Regions from separate parts of the Homo sapiens genome. Here region 2 is linked to region 1. The links are chromatin loops, found by intact Hi-C in ENCODE. Cell type or tissue: mammary epithelial cell. All regions are shown on one strand.

The links. A loop is a pair of places that touch in the nucleus more often than their neighbours do. Peaks named below come from ENCODE experiments on the same cell type or tissue, not always from the same donor. Only the 100,000 strongest peaks of a DNase experiment are listed, where the experiment ranks them.
Region 2: it touches region 1 in a loop (6-fold over the local background); 2 of 110 quality-filtered maps call a loop at or near these places.

The regions. Positions count from the first base shown.
Region 1 is chr10:112,580,465-112,588,464 of GRCh38, reverse strand. All of the region lies in intron 5 of VTI1A (vesicle transport through interaction with t-SNAREs 1A), which reads right to left. Among named protein-coding and RNA genes, the nearest start is that of MIR4295, 50 kb to the left of the region's middle. In mammary epithelial cell, no CTCF peak of the experiment used is centred here; a DNase peak (open chromatin) is centred at 3,224; H3K27ac peaks cover 598 bases.
Region 2 is chr10:112,659,313-112,667,312 of GRCh38, reverse strand. The region is part of intron 5 of VTI1A (vesicle transport through interaction with t-SNAREs 1A); the gene reads right to left. Among named protein-coding and RNA genes, the nearest start is that of MIR4295, 29 kb to the right of the region's middle. In mammary epithelial cell, no CTCF peak of the experiment used is centred here; a DNase peak (open chromatin) is centred at 3,602; H3K27ac peaks cover 1,078 bases.

The DNA of each region.
Region 1 (8,000 bases):
CTGAATGACTTCAAATATTCAACAAGTAGTACTTCCTACAAATATACTACTGTGAAGTGATACTCTGAAATTTATTATATTGACTACTTTTGTTACTGCCTTGCTTTAAAAATTAGGCATTTTAAGTTTTTATTTATTTATTGTTTCAAGAGAAAAAAAAACTTCATAATGGTATGGCCCAATTACAATTATTTTAGATTAGCTGGAAAAACAAACTATAGTTTATTGCTTTTTGCTCTAGGCCACTTAGATTTTCATTTATATATTTCTGTTGCCTGTCTACCTTTTTCTTTTCATAAAACTTAAGCTCAATGTAGAGAAGCTGAACACACAATTGAAGCTAAGTTCAAGTTAGAAGATACTGCACAAGCTCCTTTAAAAGCCCCATCAGGTTTTCTTTACACATTTTGCCATCTTAATCCACTTCATTTTTCCTTTATGACATCAGAGTAGCAGTGGTTTTTAATTTCATTTCAATGGGAAAGAAGTGGCATTTAAACCTTAATTTACTAAAACCAACAAAGCATAAGTTAAGGGTAAAAAAAAAAAACCACTTCTCTTGAATAAAGTACTGCATTAAGAATGTAAGAAGGCAGCAGAAGCACTTCAAACAGTCCAGGAATTTGGAGGGAGGGAGGAGAAGAAGGAAGTCTAAAAGTCATTTTCTCCCCTAATACTGAGGGGAAAAAACCTTTATGAAAATCTTACTAATTTTTTGTAATCTATTTTTATAATTCCAGTCTAATTCTTAGTTCTAATTGTATCTGTACATTTGCTAATTAATATTCAAATTATGGGAACAGGCATAGGTAATGTCATTACATTTAGTTGTCCAAGAAGTGCAACTTAAATAGTAGTAAATATTCAACATTTTCTGCAGAGGTACCTTTTGATATCAAATTTTAGAAATTCTGTTTAACATAGCCATTTGGTCTTCATCAAAGTTTATTATCTTTCTCTCCTTTTTGCTTCATTAATGTAAAGGAGTCCTTTTAATTTAATATTCTTTCCAATTACTTTCTCTTAGTCACAGTTTGACTTATTTTTTTATGCCAGCTTTTAATTTGGTATTGTTTAACTTTCCTTCTCCTATGTTATAAGCTCTTTGGGGCAAGAACATACAATATACACTTCTGAAGTTTTCCACAGTGACTAACTACTGCAACAGTAGGTACATGGCAAGTATTAAATTTGTGAAATGAATCTTTGGAAAACAATGTTTACTCAGAACATTTATAGAGCTACGAAACCTTGGGCATGTTTTTGGAAGTAGCACAAGCAGAAAAGTCATAATTTCCCACAAATTTTATTTAATTAAAACATTATTGCAGCAACAGATGTTGATCCCTGTAAAAGAAATATATATTCCATACATAGTGTCAGGGCCCAACTGAAACATACAAAACCCTACTCAGATCCTAAATGCAATGCCTAGGAAAGTCAAAGACAAACAAATGAAAATGTGAACTTACATATATAAATGAATAGTGCTAGAACAAGCTAAGTTTATGGATGTGGAATTTCTGAGTTTAAATTTCAAGGTCCATGAAAGAATGAAACATGTTTGCTGCTCAAAACCACTGGCCATTTTTAGACGACTAAATCACCAGTGGTTACCCTAAAACTAAGTGCTATAATAATAGGATGTGCAAAATGGAGATGTTGGAAATGAGAAATTCTGAATTTGTTTACTTTGGTCTTTTTTACCATGGCTATGAGAGTAACTGTTTTGACTTCCGACTTTGTTAACCACAATTGTTTCTAAGGAGATCGGCTAGAGGAGGCAGCGGGGTACACAGAGAGGCAGCAGGAACAAAGAAAGAAGAGGAAAGGATGAAGAGAGGACAAAAAGAGATAAGGAAGACTGAGAAAGTATTACTTGCTTTTGAGATTACAGGTCACATGCAATGTCAAAATTATCCTTTATTTTATCCAGTTGAAAAACTAGTGGGTCTCTGTTGAAAATAGGCTTTATACAGAGGATTGCAGGAAAACTAAGGAAAAAGGTTCTCTTTTGCACCTGTAATGTTCACTTATTCCTTCTCAGTTTTAACGAATCATTTAAAAACGCCCACTTCGCACCATAATTAGCTATTTTATTGGCACTATTAGCAGTGCTGAAAAACAACCCAAAGAAGGTTAGTTCTTATTTTAAAATGAAATGAGTTTACACGGATAATACAAAAGGTCCAGAATAAATAGCAACCAAGGAGGAGTACAGAGCTTCCTTGAATGCTTTTTTGGCTGCGAAAAAGAATGTTGCCACAAAAATCTGTTTTGCATCATCTCAATGCTTGAAACAAGAACACATAATTTAGAAGGAAAAAAAAAAAGCCACTCTTTATGCCACTTAGCCATAAAGAGCAAAGTCGTGTTAGAAATAGCTTCCCTGTGATATTTTGGTACATTTCTGGGTTTTTTCAGCAATCGACGTAATTATGTGGTTTGAGAGGGCAGTGTTTACCCATATTACCATTTATACACTGTATACAAACAGAGGACTTGACTCCAACAGTCTGATGAGCACATGGGTTTGCAGGCACATCCTTGACCTCTGAGGAAGCCCAAGTGGTTTTATCAGAAGTAACTGCAATCTTTAAGGCTAGATAATGTTGATTTCTGATTCAGCTTCTGTCTGTCCGAAACACCCAACACTTTTTATGCTAGAATGCTATATTACAGTTTTGGAATACTGTTTATGTACTCTATGTCAATATGCTAATTCTTTCCAAAGTTACCGACATGGTGCAAAGAGGCGGCGAGGGTGTATGTGACACAACCAAAAAAAAAAAAAAAAAAAAGAAATCCACAATCTTTTGTTGTTTCTCTGTACCACTTGATGCCAGAAATAAACTCCCATATCTTTCCCTGTGCCTTCTCTGCAAACTTTGGAATGATTTCTGGGAAGTAGAAAAGGAAACTTATGCCTATAAGAATATTCAAGCTTGGCAAATCATTGCATATGTTAGGATGACTCTAAATGCTAACTTTATTGTACAGAAAGTTCTTTCATGAAAATGACATTCTTTTTCAGTTAAGAATGTTCAGATGTCAAAACTGGTGCAAAAAAAAAGTAACAAGCTGTAATAGCTGTTCTGAGCAGCAAAAAGTACAAAATCATGTTTTAAATATCACACAACTGAATCTATTCAGTTGGCATCCTAAGTGGCATGCCTGTTTCATCAGGCTGATGGCCAAAGCCCTGCTGGAGTGATTCATAACAGTGGTGCACCTCGCCCATTCATGTCTCGTACTGTCTGCGACACTGTTTACACAAGTTAGGAGATGTGAATCGACATTTTGTAGCATACATTTTCTTCTGTGTGGCCCTTTATTAAAACTGGGATGGTTCCCAGTAGCATTATATATTCTACATAAGTTGATCCACCCTCAATTAAAGAAGCTAGTTTGTGTAATCCTTGTTATTAAAATGACTTCTGCAACAAAATGCAGATACTACTCCATGTTAAGATTCCAGAGTCTTCTGACTAATTTTCACAATTCTGTTTTCAAAAGCCTGTCAAATAACATTCTAAATACATCATGGTTATTTTACTTCAAAAGACTACAGATTTAAATGTACTATTTTGGTACCTGCCCCTCACTATCTCTCTCCATAGAGAGAATGTGAATATGCTATCCCAACTCACTGCATGTAAGGAGGCTATGGAACCTCCTGCGCCTACATTTCCTTCTCTGTTGAATGGGGACAATAATTCTATCTATACTCCACGGGTTGGTGCAAAGATTAAAGGAGGAAATGCTTATCAAGAGTCTAGTACAGTAGCTGGTCCATAAGACGCAGTCAATGTCTGATCTGAGAAGCTTAGTTTGTTGTCGGTCACAATTTGAATTGGGTCAGAAAACTAAGGCAAGCAAGTCAGCTGTGGAGGAAGCTGCTGCTTCCAATGGCGCATGCCTGTATGTTGGAAGCATACCTGACAGGCGAGCGATGCCCAGTAGTCAGCTCATCTTCTCTCCAGAAGTGAACCCACAATATATTACTTTGTGATACAAAAGTCATCTTGGCATGCTTGATCCTTTTCGTTGTGCTCTTACTCATTCCTCCTCTGAAGTATTTCTCAGTAGTGCCCTGAAAAATGGCTTGACTTCCAGAGTTCACAAGAAGGCAAGGAGAAAATATGTACCATAAATTCTGACTGTTAATTTCTGTTATCTATTCTGATGTCAAAGTTCTGCCTTAATTACAATGACTTGCAGGATGCTAGAATGTCCAGACTAGTAGCAAAACCACCCAAAATACTACCATAATAATACTACGGAGAGGAGGGGAATTAATGAAAAAGGATACATAAATCTATATCCCTTCTGAATCTGTTTACTTATGTGCTCTTTAAATACTATTGTAGATGCTAAACAAATGGTTTTCTTGAATACAGTGCATTTGCCCCTATGCCAATTAGATCTGAACTTTGACACAATGTGTTTTACATACAGGAGAAGAAAAGAGAACATTATATGTGACTGCCATATGACAAGGCAACTTTGGGTATTCTGGGAGAAAAAAGCTGTTTTGGCAGTAAGAGAAAGTGCTGGCAATGTGCACCAACGTAACTCGTCTGTCACTTTAAGAGCTGAAATAGGAAAACCTGTACCATTTTTGTACTTTTGTTCATTCTTTTCAACTCATTCTAAGTTGCCCCCTGGGAGTTAGCCTTCCACCAAAAGTCTCTTTCAGTACACAACTAGCTCTCTCTATTAAGCGTACCCACCCCTGCTCTGCTATAACACTGCTTCCTTTGTACTTGCCTGGTGAACTGACCAGCCATACAGTACAATGGCCACAATTACTAAATTACACTGCCTGTCACTGCCTTTTGTATCACACCTCTAACAGGTGCCATTACCATGATAGGCAAATTGTAATAATCCATTCACAGCACCCACAGCCTTAATAATGTATTTTTTTATTTTACATAATCTGTGTGTGAATACCACAAGGCATTTGAATAGTTAGTAAATACATAGGACTGAAAGACGGAACTGCATGGAATGCAGCCACAAACAAAGGCGCTTAGGACAACAGACCTGAATGCAACCGCATTCCTGATAAAGCGGATATACACACAAACATATCCAACAGAGAAATGGCCTTCAGATTTGAGGGTTTTCTAAAATCAAACTTAGGGACCTGAGAAAATGAAAAAGAAGACATTACCAAACCGAAGTTGTTATCCGGGCTTAAAACTACATATGGTGTCTAGGTGAGTAAAGCCATACAAATCCTCTGCTGTTATTATCAGCACCCAGGGCCAGAAGGCACAAGAGAATCATGAAAGTACGAGTTGAGCTCCAAGAACTCTGCTCTTGATCATCGCTTATCCTTTTATCGCTCCCCTTTCCTTTCTTTATCTCTATAAGATGCCCACATGCATATAAGACATGAAACATGAAACCACTTAAACGATTTGGGAAGAGTTTACAGAACTGCTCTAGTATTGAATACATGTATCAGCAAACGTGCCTCCCTTCCTGGGCATCATGGTCAGTGGTAAAGCTGGGCAGGTCACTGATGGAGATTTAGAGGGTCTTATTTTCTTGGAGGTTTTTTACAGCCAAGAGATACTTACTGGTGTTCTTCAAAGCTGGTGCACAGTGGTGGTCTCCAGGTGGCTGACCTCACAGAGGAGTTATATTTACAATATAATAATATTTATACGTTAAAAAAGTGACTAAAAACACGTTTAAGTTAAAAGGCACTAATCAAGTATAAGATGGCATCACTATTATAGATTAATAATTTAGAACACTTCAAGTTTAAGTATTGCCTTGTTAGGTCATAACAAATTTAACAAGGTAAGCGTTTTGGAGTTTCCTCTCTACCAAAGTCATTCTTGGACCACAAGTCTTTAAAATCACTACTTTTCTACCACCTAAAAGGCACAGCCATGCCCTCAAAGGTTTCCACTAGCTATGTCACCATGAGATCTGGAGAAGGGCTCACAAGCAAGATGACCAGAGATGGTTCCACAATTTCCATACTTAACAGCGACCTTGGGGGCTGCTGGGGTGGAAGGAATGTACTTGGCATGTGAGGAGAACATATATTTGGGGGAACAAGAGGTGAATTCTATGGATTGAATGTCTTTGCCCACTAAAATTCATAGATTGAAACCCTAATCCCCAATGTAATATATCTGGAGAATGCACACTGGGGAGGTCATGAGGTCATGGGATCGAGGTCTGCATGATGGATTAGTGCCCGCATAAGAAGAGACAGGAGAGAGTGTCCTTCTCTCTCTTTCTAACTCCACGACAGAGCAAGAAGACAGCCATCTGCAAGCCAGGAAGAGAGTCCTCACCAGAATTCCACCATGCTGGCACCCTGATCTCAGACTTCCAGCCTCTAGAACTGGAGAAATAAATTTCTGTTGTTTAAGCCACCCAGCCTGTGGTATTCTGTTATGGTAGCCTGAGCTGACTAAGACAGAAATTAGCATCAAGACAGAAAGGTGTGTCAAGGAGGTAAGTCAGAGATATTGCCGTGAAGTTGCATTTGCACATCAAACATGTTATTTTTACTTAGATGTTATAGTAAAGATATTCCAATTGTAGTTTAGAGCATTTTGCCTATTAAGTTTCTTCTTTCCACATATTAGGTTGTGATACTATCAACCTAAAGTGCCTTTCAGGGGAGGTGCTAATAGAGATTATGGAGGTGGCTAGTGTCCTCCCTCTTCAATTTGCCCCTTAAATTCTGCCATTGATGAAGACGCATCAGGAAGTGCTATTTGCTAACAGGAATGCTGTCGCTGATCTATAGATCTCTATAAACATAAATGGAAATTCCAGTGTCTATATCTGCATCATCATCATCATAATCAATCATCATCATCATAATTTATCAAGAGCTTACTATTAATATATACCTTGCATTGTATAAGGATTTCACATTATCACATCTAATTTGTCTACCAAACCCACAAGGTAGGTACTTCTGTTATCTCAATCTTGCAGATTAGAAAAGTGAGGCTGAAAGCCTAAGTAACTTACACAAGGTGATTTTTATGAGTCCCAATAAAAATCAGACCACATACTCAAATTGGTAATTTAAGCAGACCTTGTAACAGAGATAATTTAAAAGGCGTGGGAAACCACAAGGCCTGGCACACTAACCTGGGGCAAGTAACAGTGGACAAGTTATCACCCCTAGGCTTGAATATGGGAAGGGAGGGAGGAGTTATCAGGACTCTGAAAGAAAGGGCTATGCAGAGAGAATGATGCAGCCAGCCCACTGCAATCCCAGAGGAAGAGAACCAAGTGAATTCATACCTGGACTACACTCTCCTCCCTGTGTTCCATCTTCTGCCAGAGCTCCCACGGGGTGACCTAACTGGAACCCAGAAGGCATGCGGAGCCCACTGGTGTGATCCATAGAGTTGATCTTCCTAGGAACTATGCAGGGTGCATGTGGGAAATGCAAACTTATATTTAGCATGATCATATGGTGTATAAATGCTAGTAGGTCTTGGGTTCAGATCCAAATCTATTGCTATGGACTATCAGGCTATATACACTGCCCTCTAAGAAGACATGTACATTCGTAATTCCAGTACGTAGTTATTCCTAAATATTCTATATTCAAAATCTTGAAATTCTCAAAATCTCCATTTAGTCAACCAGACTCCCACATTCCTTCTTTCCCTTCTTGGTTCTCTATGCACACTGTGAAATGTCAATCACCTGATGCCCCCCTTTTCCTCCTATCTGTCACCCTGATTTGGCCTTTCACTGCCTCCCCATCTGGCCTGCCTCCCACAGTTAGCCATTTCAACTTTGCACTCCCTACTACCCTACAGTCACTCCCTCTTTGTTCTCCTGTCACTCCTAGTCTGCTAGTTCTCAAAAGGCATCAACTTTCCACTGTTCACTTTCTTGGCTTCCATTCTTGGTCTGCCAAGCAATCCTGGGGAGAACTGTGAAACCATGTTATTGAGCCCAATACACATTAATGCTTCCTAACCTCAGCTGGGCCTTTG
Region 2 (8,000 bases), 79 kb before region 1:
CCTCTCTTATAATCTTGGCAATATCTGACTACCTTGTTCTACATCTCTCTCTCCTTTTCCCTCTTGCATTGTCTCTTTACTCATACCTATAACAACAATCATCTCTGGCTTATAAACATATAAGCATTCAAACAAGCATCTATTATAATAATAACAAGTAATTTAATGATGTTAGTAAGAAGTCACCATGGTAGTTATTTGGCTCATATATGCACACTGCTAGACTTTTTTTTTTAAAGGACACCCTAAAAATATAGAGCAGTAGTTAGGCCACATTGAGAGCTTTGGCTGTGAACTCACACTGCCTGACCCAAAATCCCAGTGCTGGCCCTTACTAGCTGTGTGGCTAACTTCACTGTGCCTCAGTTTATCCATAAATGGGTACAATAATAATAATAGTACTATATCATGAGATTGTTGTAAGAGTTCAATAAGGTAATTCAGTTACAATATTTAGCACAGTGACTAGCCTACAACAATAATAAGCATTTATTGAATGATAATTGATTGATATAAGAACATCACTGGACTACTATGATTTTGCCACTCTCCTATCTTAGTCTTGTTGTAGCCCATTTGAGCTAAAATCTTATTCACAGGATAAAATATCTGTCCTGCCTTTCTCACCAAGTTGATGTTATGATCCAATGAGGTAGCCTAAGTAAAAATGTTGTGGAAGCTATAGGGTACCATATAAAGGCATGTCATGATACAGTATGTAAGATTCAGAGCATTCAACAAAGAATCATTGAATCCCCACTGTGTGCCAGGTACAGGTGCCAGGGATATGGCCAGGAATCAACATCAAGTGTTTGCACTCATGGAGCTTCCATGCCAGCACTGAGGAACAAGCAGTTAAAGAAGTGTTACAGAAGAGTTACAGACAAGTGTTAACAGAAGAATTTGTGTTTCAAAGCACATCAGAAAAAGCACTGCATATTCCTTTCATGGCAGAAAATCCAACTCATAGAAAACAGTTACATACACTATCATAAATATATTTTTGACAGCATACAAATTCTTAACATTCTTTCCCAGTATAGTAGCTCCTCTTAGACTTATTCCAGCTCTTTATTATTAACCCCATACAATTTATCCTTAAGGTAAAATTGGGTAAGATATGTGGCTCCTAGTGGAAGCATCACAGCAGTGGAAGATGATATCAATAATGGAGAAGGAGGAAACAACTGAAGTTGAATTTTTTTCTTTTCTTGCACAACAATATTCAAATTTGTCATACTGTTATTACTATTCCATTGGATTTCTTTTATCAACATAATATAGCAATTATAATTCATTTTTTCACTTAAAACTTTTAATATATATGAGCACCATGAACACTGCAATTATTTCAGCAAAATACTATTTATATCAGATTTTCTCCTGTTCAGATTGATGGTATTATAACATGTAATCTAAAATGAAGAGGAAATACGTTATTACTATTGTGTCTGTGGCCAGTATCATATCCCCTGTAAGTATCTGTGGAAAGAATGAAGAAATAAAAGAATTAAATAAAGTATGCATAAAGTTTGCGACCTATTCTTGCTCTTAAAGCCCATCCAGTGTAGCATTGGAGAAGTCAACATCAGAAAGCAGGTAATAGATTCATCCTTCTATCAGGTTCGCCGAGGGGAAAACTCTACTCTGAGTGGACCTACAGTCTGCTACTGAAGGAATCAACAAACAGGAAGTAAAGATTTGGGTCTTTTCAGGAGTTATAAACCACTCCCACAATCTCCTTGCCTCCCTAGACATAGCTCAGCATCCCAAGTACTAACTCCATCTAGCAAGAGAAGAGATATTGGCAAGAGCGTATGCATCCCGGTCGTAACACCCAAATGTCATGCACTGTTGGAAACACAATTCTTTTTTCATTTCTAACTTGCTATCTTCCATTTTAATGCTCTAATATAGAAAATTTCAGGCCAAATATATCACAATGATTACTATTACGGAATGAAAAAAAATTCATGTGAATAAACTTATGTGGGCTTTTTTTTTTTTTCCCCCACTGTGGGGCCCACTCTTCTAGTTGAACCAAAACAAAACAAGACAACAAATTAGAGGGGATTTTTTAAATATAGACTATCTTGGGTTTAGCGATTATTTCATTAAATAATTAGAAACATCGTTAGGTTTATTTTTCTTGAATAATTTAACTGAAGATGTAAGCATTCACCAAAAACACCATAATAGAAAGAACACAAGCTCAGAGGCCTAAGCCAATGGCAGATGTGATATTTAAATTTTCAGTTCTTTAACTTCCATAGGGCCTTAAGAATGGAACAGCCATACTGCTGCTCTTGAAATAATTTGAGAAATCATAAATTTTATAAATATTATACTTGTTGACTGCGAGGGTCTTCTTGAGATTAAGAAACAATGGGAAGCATAACAAGGCAATGAAAACTGATGGTGTATGCTGGAATTCTCTATGTCAGTATGAGCATGATAAACGAATTCCTGGAAGGAAGAGCTCCTTCCTCTACTTCTCTCCTTTCCACAGTGGTCCTGGGAATCATCCTGGGAGTAGAGCTCTCAAACACATAAAATGAATTTTCATTTTTACAGTTACCCAGAATCAATCATATCCTTGATCCATAGCCCCTTTTTATAGAGAAACACACGTGCAAAAGGGTTTTTGGCTAACATTTCCTTTACTTTTCAATCTTTTGGAAGATATACACAATAGCCATTGAATACTTTCCTGCCTCATAAAGAAATTGAGAAAGAATCAGGTAACTTCAAATCTAGCAAGATACTTCCTAAAGGACTGGCCTGACATCATGAAAATAAGATTTAGTTTGAAGAGCTTATATCACTGAAAGCATCATGTCTCTCCACTCATAAAATAATAATACCATCTGAACAACAGTATAAGTCTAACATAGGACTAACATGAACTCTTTTTTTTAAAAAAAATTTATAAGACCTGTATTTCGGAGGTGAGCAGATCAAAATATTCTCTATAAGAAGTTAGGACTGACTGAAGCTCACATCATGTTATAAACTGGCTGAAAGGGAACGAGCCTCAAATCTAATTCACCAGGAAATGTCCCATTTGATACATTCAAAACATTTTTAAAAATTAGTCATTTGGAATATGCAGGACACTCTCCAGAAGACAGTGATTATTCCTCAGCACACCTATATTTATTTTTCTTTTCATAAACTTTGTTAAGAATGTGGTATCCAGCGAATTATTTTAAAAAGTGAAAACAGCAAGTTGGGTCTTTAAAGAACTAAGAGAAGGTAAGGTTATCTTCTGGTACTTGAAAACTTCACCAACAATTTTAGTAGCAGATAAAAGACATTCACAGTTACACAACTATTGTTTGCATATAAGGACTTTTGTGAAGTGCAGGAGTTCTGCAAAAGAGCTATGCTGAAGCGTGTGTTTTCATATATGTATTGCAGAACACCAACCAGATGAAAAACCTTGAAGTAATATTTCCTAACAATTTGGAGCACTGAATTTTGGACATGACTTGGGAACTTCTGGCCACGGAGTCTAATGAAGGTAGAAAACGTGCTGCTTCAGGAAGCAGAGGGATTGACACACAGCTTTCTCAGGAGGGATCTGATCATGGAGTGGTTGGGTCAGTCACTCTTTGGCATTTAGCATAGCTTCCTGGGCACTGACTCAGCTATCATGCCCTGAATAGCTAGGTTATCCTCTGTATTGATGTTACTCAGGCATGAAGAGCCTTTTGAATTTCTGATATCTGGAAAAATATCACAATGGAAAAGAGAGTTCTTTCAACATCTTTCATTATTTGACAACCTAAGACATGTGAGGAACTTCTGCTTCCAGTTACGATGTAGAAAGATGCCACAGAAAGATGCAAATTACCATTCCCATGGAAACAAGAAAAACCCAGACAAAATAATTACTAAACTTTTCTGGAGGAAGTAAGTAGATGCAAAGAAGCTCTGATGAATTCTAGAGAGAAACAAGTACTTTGTGTAGGAGCAAACAGTTGTGGCAACTTTGATACCAACTTCGATATAGGGCAAGTACCTGCTCTGAGAATGAGCCTGCCATAGATAGGATTTATAGGGATGAGAGAAATCAGTCAAACATTAAATGATGATGTAGGCTTACAAAACAGAACGGAATCTAGATGAACTCTAAACACAAAAACAAATTGCTTGGTCTGATATTTCTCCCCAAATCTTCAAATTTGCCAAATAAGAGGGAATAAAGAAGGAGCTCGTCAGTAAAGAGAAATCACATATTCCCACACATTCTTGTGTGCTTATATTTTAAGACGCCGTCAGAGTTGAGTCTAAAGGTGAACCCAAAAATATCTGCAACTGCAGATCAACCAACTCCAGCTCAAACATTGACAATATGTTTTGTTTGTTTGTTTGTTTGTTTGTTTGTAAGAAGAAGCATAAACACAGGTTGGGAGTGCACTAATCACGGATGAATCCAATCTTATTACAGCTTCAGCTCAGCACCAACTCAACTTTTGGGAGAATCGGCTCCTTCTATTATCTAAATACAAGACAGTGTCAAATGTTTTCGGAAAAAAACAAACCCAGGATGTTATATTTCAGATTCCCTTGTTCTTTTTTATACAGTGTGTGGAATACTATAAAATTGTGACATGCAAAAAAACAGGAAAAAAGAATAATCAAGAGACAATACAGTCTATATGAGTATCCCAATAGATCCTAGTCACTACAGTTAGCACATAAAGATTTTAGAACTATTATAATTGTGTTAAAGAATTTATAGGAAAAGGTAAACATAATCGGTGAAAATACGAGTTTATCAAGAAACAAATGGAAATTCTAAAAAGAAACCAAATAAAATTGTAGAATAAAAATATAACATTTGAAATTAATTCACTAGGTATACCACATAGAATATCCTTCGCTATAGAATAAAGGATCACTGAACATGAACATAGTTAATAGAAATTATCCAAACTGAAGGAGGAAAAAAAGTTAAAAAAATGAACATAGCATCAATAACTTGTGAGGTTATAACAAGTGGTCTTACATACATGTTATTAGACTCCCAGAAAAAGAGATTATTAGAGACAAAAAAACGGTATGAATAAATATCTGAAGAACTAACAGTCAAACTTTTCCAATCTGTATTTTTGTAAAAAGCCGATCCACAGATCAAAGAAGTTTAACAACCTCTGAGCAAGAGAAATAAATAAAAACCACACCTAGTCATGTCACAGTCCAATTTCTGAAAACTAAAGATAAATTTAAAATCTTGGCTGGGTGCAGTGGCTCATGCCTGTAATCCCAGCAGTTTGGGAGGCCAAGGCAGGTGGATCACCTGAGGTCAGGAGTTCAAGACCAGCCTGGTCAACATGGCGAAACACTGTATCTACTAAAAATGCAAAAATTAGCTGGGTGTGGTAGTGGGTGCTGTAGTCCCAGCTACTCTACTCAGGAGACTGAGGCAGGAGAATTACTTGAACCTGCGAGGTGGTGGTTGCAGTGAGTCGAGATTGTGCCACTGCACTCCAGCCTGGGTGACAGAGCTAGACTTCCTCTCAAAAAAAAAAAAAAAAAAAAACTTAACAGCAGAAAAAAAAGATACATTCAGGAGAACAATAATAAGAATGAAGCCTGAATTTTCATCAGAAACAATACAAACACACAATGGAACAACTTTCCAAGGTGCTAAAAGAAAAAATAAAAGGTCATTCTATTATTCCACGTCCAGCAATAATAGCCTTCAAAAATTAAGATGAAATAAAAATACTCTTTGATAACCAAAAAATATTACCCAGCAGAACTAAGCTGCAGGTAATGTTAAGGGAAATAATTCAGGCTGAAGGCAAATGACACTAGATGGAAACCTGAATGTACAAGAAAGAATGATGAACATCAGAAATGGTAAATCTGTGGATAAGTATAAAAGCAGGCCAGGTGCGTGGCTCATGCCTGTAATCTCAGCACTTTGGGAGGTTGAGGTGGGTGAATCACTTGAGGACAGGAGTTCTGGATCAGCCTGGCCAACATGGCAAAACCCTGTCTCTACTAAAAATACAAAAATTAGCCAGGTGATGGTATGTGCCTATAATCTCAGCACTTTAGGAGGCCGAGGAGGGCGGATCACTTGAGGTCAGAAGTTCGAGACCAACCTGGCCAACTTGGTGAAACCCCATCTCTAGCAAAAAGTACAAAAACTTAGCCGTGTGTGGTGGCACATGCCTGTAGTCCCAGCTACTTGGGAGGCTGAGGTGGGAGAATCACTTGAACCCAGGAGGCGGAGGTTGCAGTGAGGCAAGATCATGCCACTGCACTCCGGCCTGGGTGACAGACTGAGACCCTGTCTCAAAAATAAATAAATAAGTAAATAAAAATAAAAACATTTCTTTTTCTCTTATATTCTTTCAAAGTAACCGTTTAAAATAAAAATAGTGATAACATGCAGAAGTGAAATGTATGAAAACTAGCACAAAAGATGAAGAGGAGGTAAACAGAAGTATTCTGTTGACTGGCTCTTGAGTTTTATGTAAAGTAGCATATTTATTTAAGGTAGGCTGTAACAAATTAGGGATAAAAACCTTAATTTCTGAGTTTCTTTCTGCAATATTACACAGTACCCACTAGCCACATGGGGCTATTTAAATTTCAATTAATAAAATAAAATAAGACTTTAGTTCCTCAGTAGCACTATCCACATTTCAAGTGCTCAGTACCTACATGTGGTTAGCGGTCACTGTATTGGAGAATGCAGAAATACAACCAACTCTAAAATGATCTCCAAATTCCTTTGTCTTTAAGGCAAACTGAAAGAAATCAAGAAGTATTCACTTGGGGTTTAATTTAGGTAAAACATTCCCTTTCTCTGGGCCTCAGTTTCCTTAAATGTAAAATGAGACTCTTAGACTAGATGATCTTTAGTGCCACTTGGCTTTAAAATATTAGAACTTGGGCCGGGCATGGTGGCTCACGCCTGTAATCCCAGCACTTTGGGAGGCCGAGGAGGGCGGATCACAAGGTCAAGAGATCGAGATCATCCTGGCCAACAGGGTGAAACCCCTCTCTACTAGAAACACAAAAATTAGCTGGGCATGGTGGCGTGCGCCTGTAGTTCCAGCTACTCAGGAGGCTGAGGCAGGAGAATCGCTTGAACCTGGGAGGCAGAGGTTGCAGTGTGCCGAGATCATGCCACCGCACTCCAACCTGGGTGACAGAGCGAGACTCTGTCTCAAAAACAACAACAACAACAACAAATTAGAATTCAGTGACTCCAGAGAGCATATAAGAAAACTAGAGCACGGGGCCAAATAAGGCCCACAGATGTATTCCCATCCTGCCCCCAGAATAACGTTTTAAAAAACCCAAAACAATAGAAATTTAAATGCTTTTAAGCAGATCATATTGTTTCCATTTTGCCTAAGTCCCCAACATTAGACTGCTTCATACAGTAGCCTCCTTGGCCTCTGAGGACATTAGCATTTACTATGTACCATAAAATATTTACAGGCACTTGATGACATTATTTTAAAAAATTATACATTCATCTCAACTGAAGGTAAACTTAACATATTCTTAAAGAAATATAGCTAAAGACCATGCAGGGCCTATGCACGCGCGTGCGCGTGTGTGTGTGTGTGTCTGCGTGCGTGTATGTTTGTGTTTAAGCAATTATGTTTTAACACTACCTTCTCAGTAGCTGAGTATGTATTCTATTTTGCTTTAAGATGATCAAATCTATCATTAAGCAATTAAAAAAATCATCAGTGCTACTTTCATCAAAGTCATAGTAGCAGAACCTCCCCTTAGTTACCTGGTTTGCTGCAGATAATTAACAAACACTATTCCCAGAGCCCTCAGACATCAGTCAATGAAGCTGTGCTACCAGTAACGATGCTCTGGAATGAGCAGGTACTATGTAAATTGAGGTTGTTAAACAAAAGGAACCATGTTAATTACAGCTCCATTCAAAAATGAGAATGAATCCATTCTATCCTATAAAATGAGACTTGAGCAGCAGGAAGGACATCCCTTTTTCA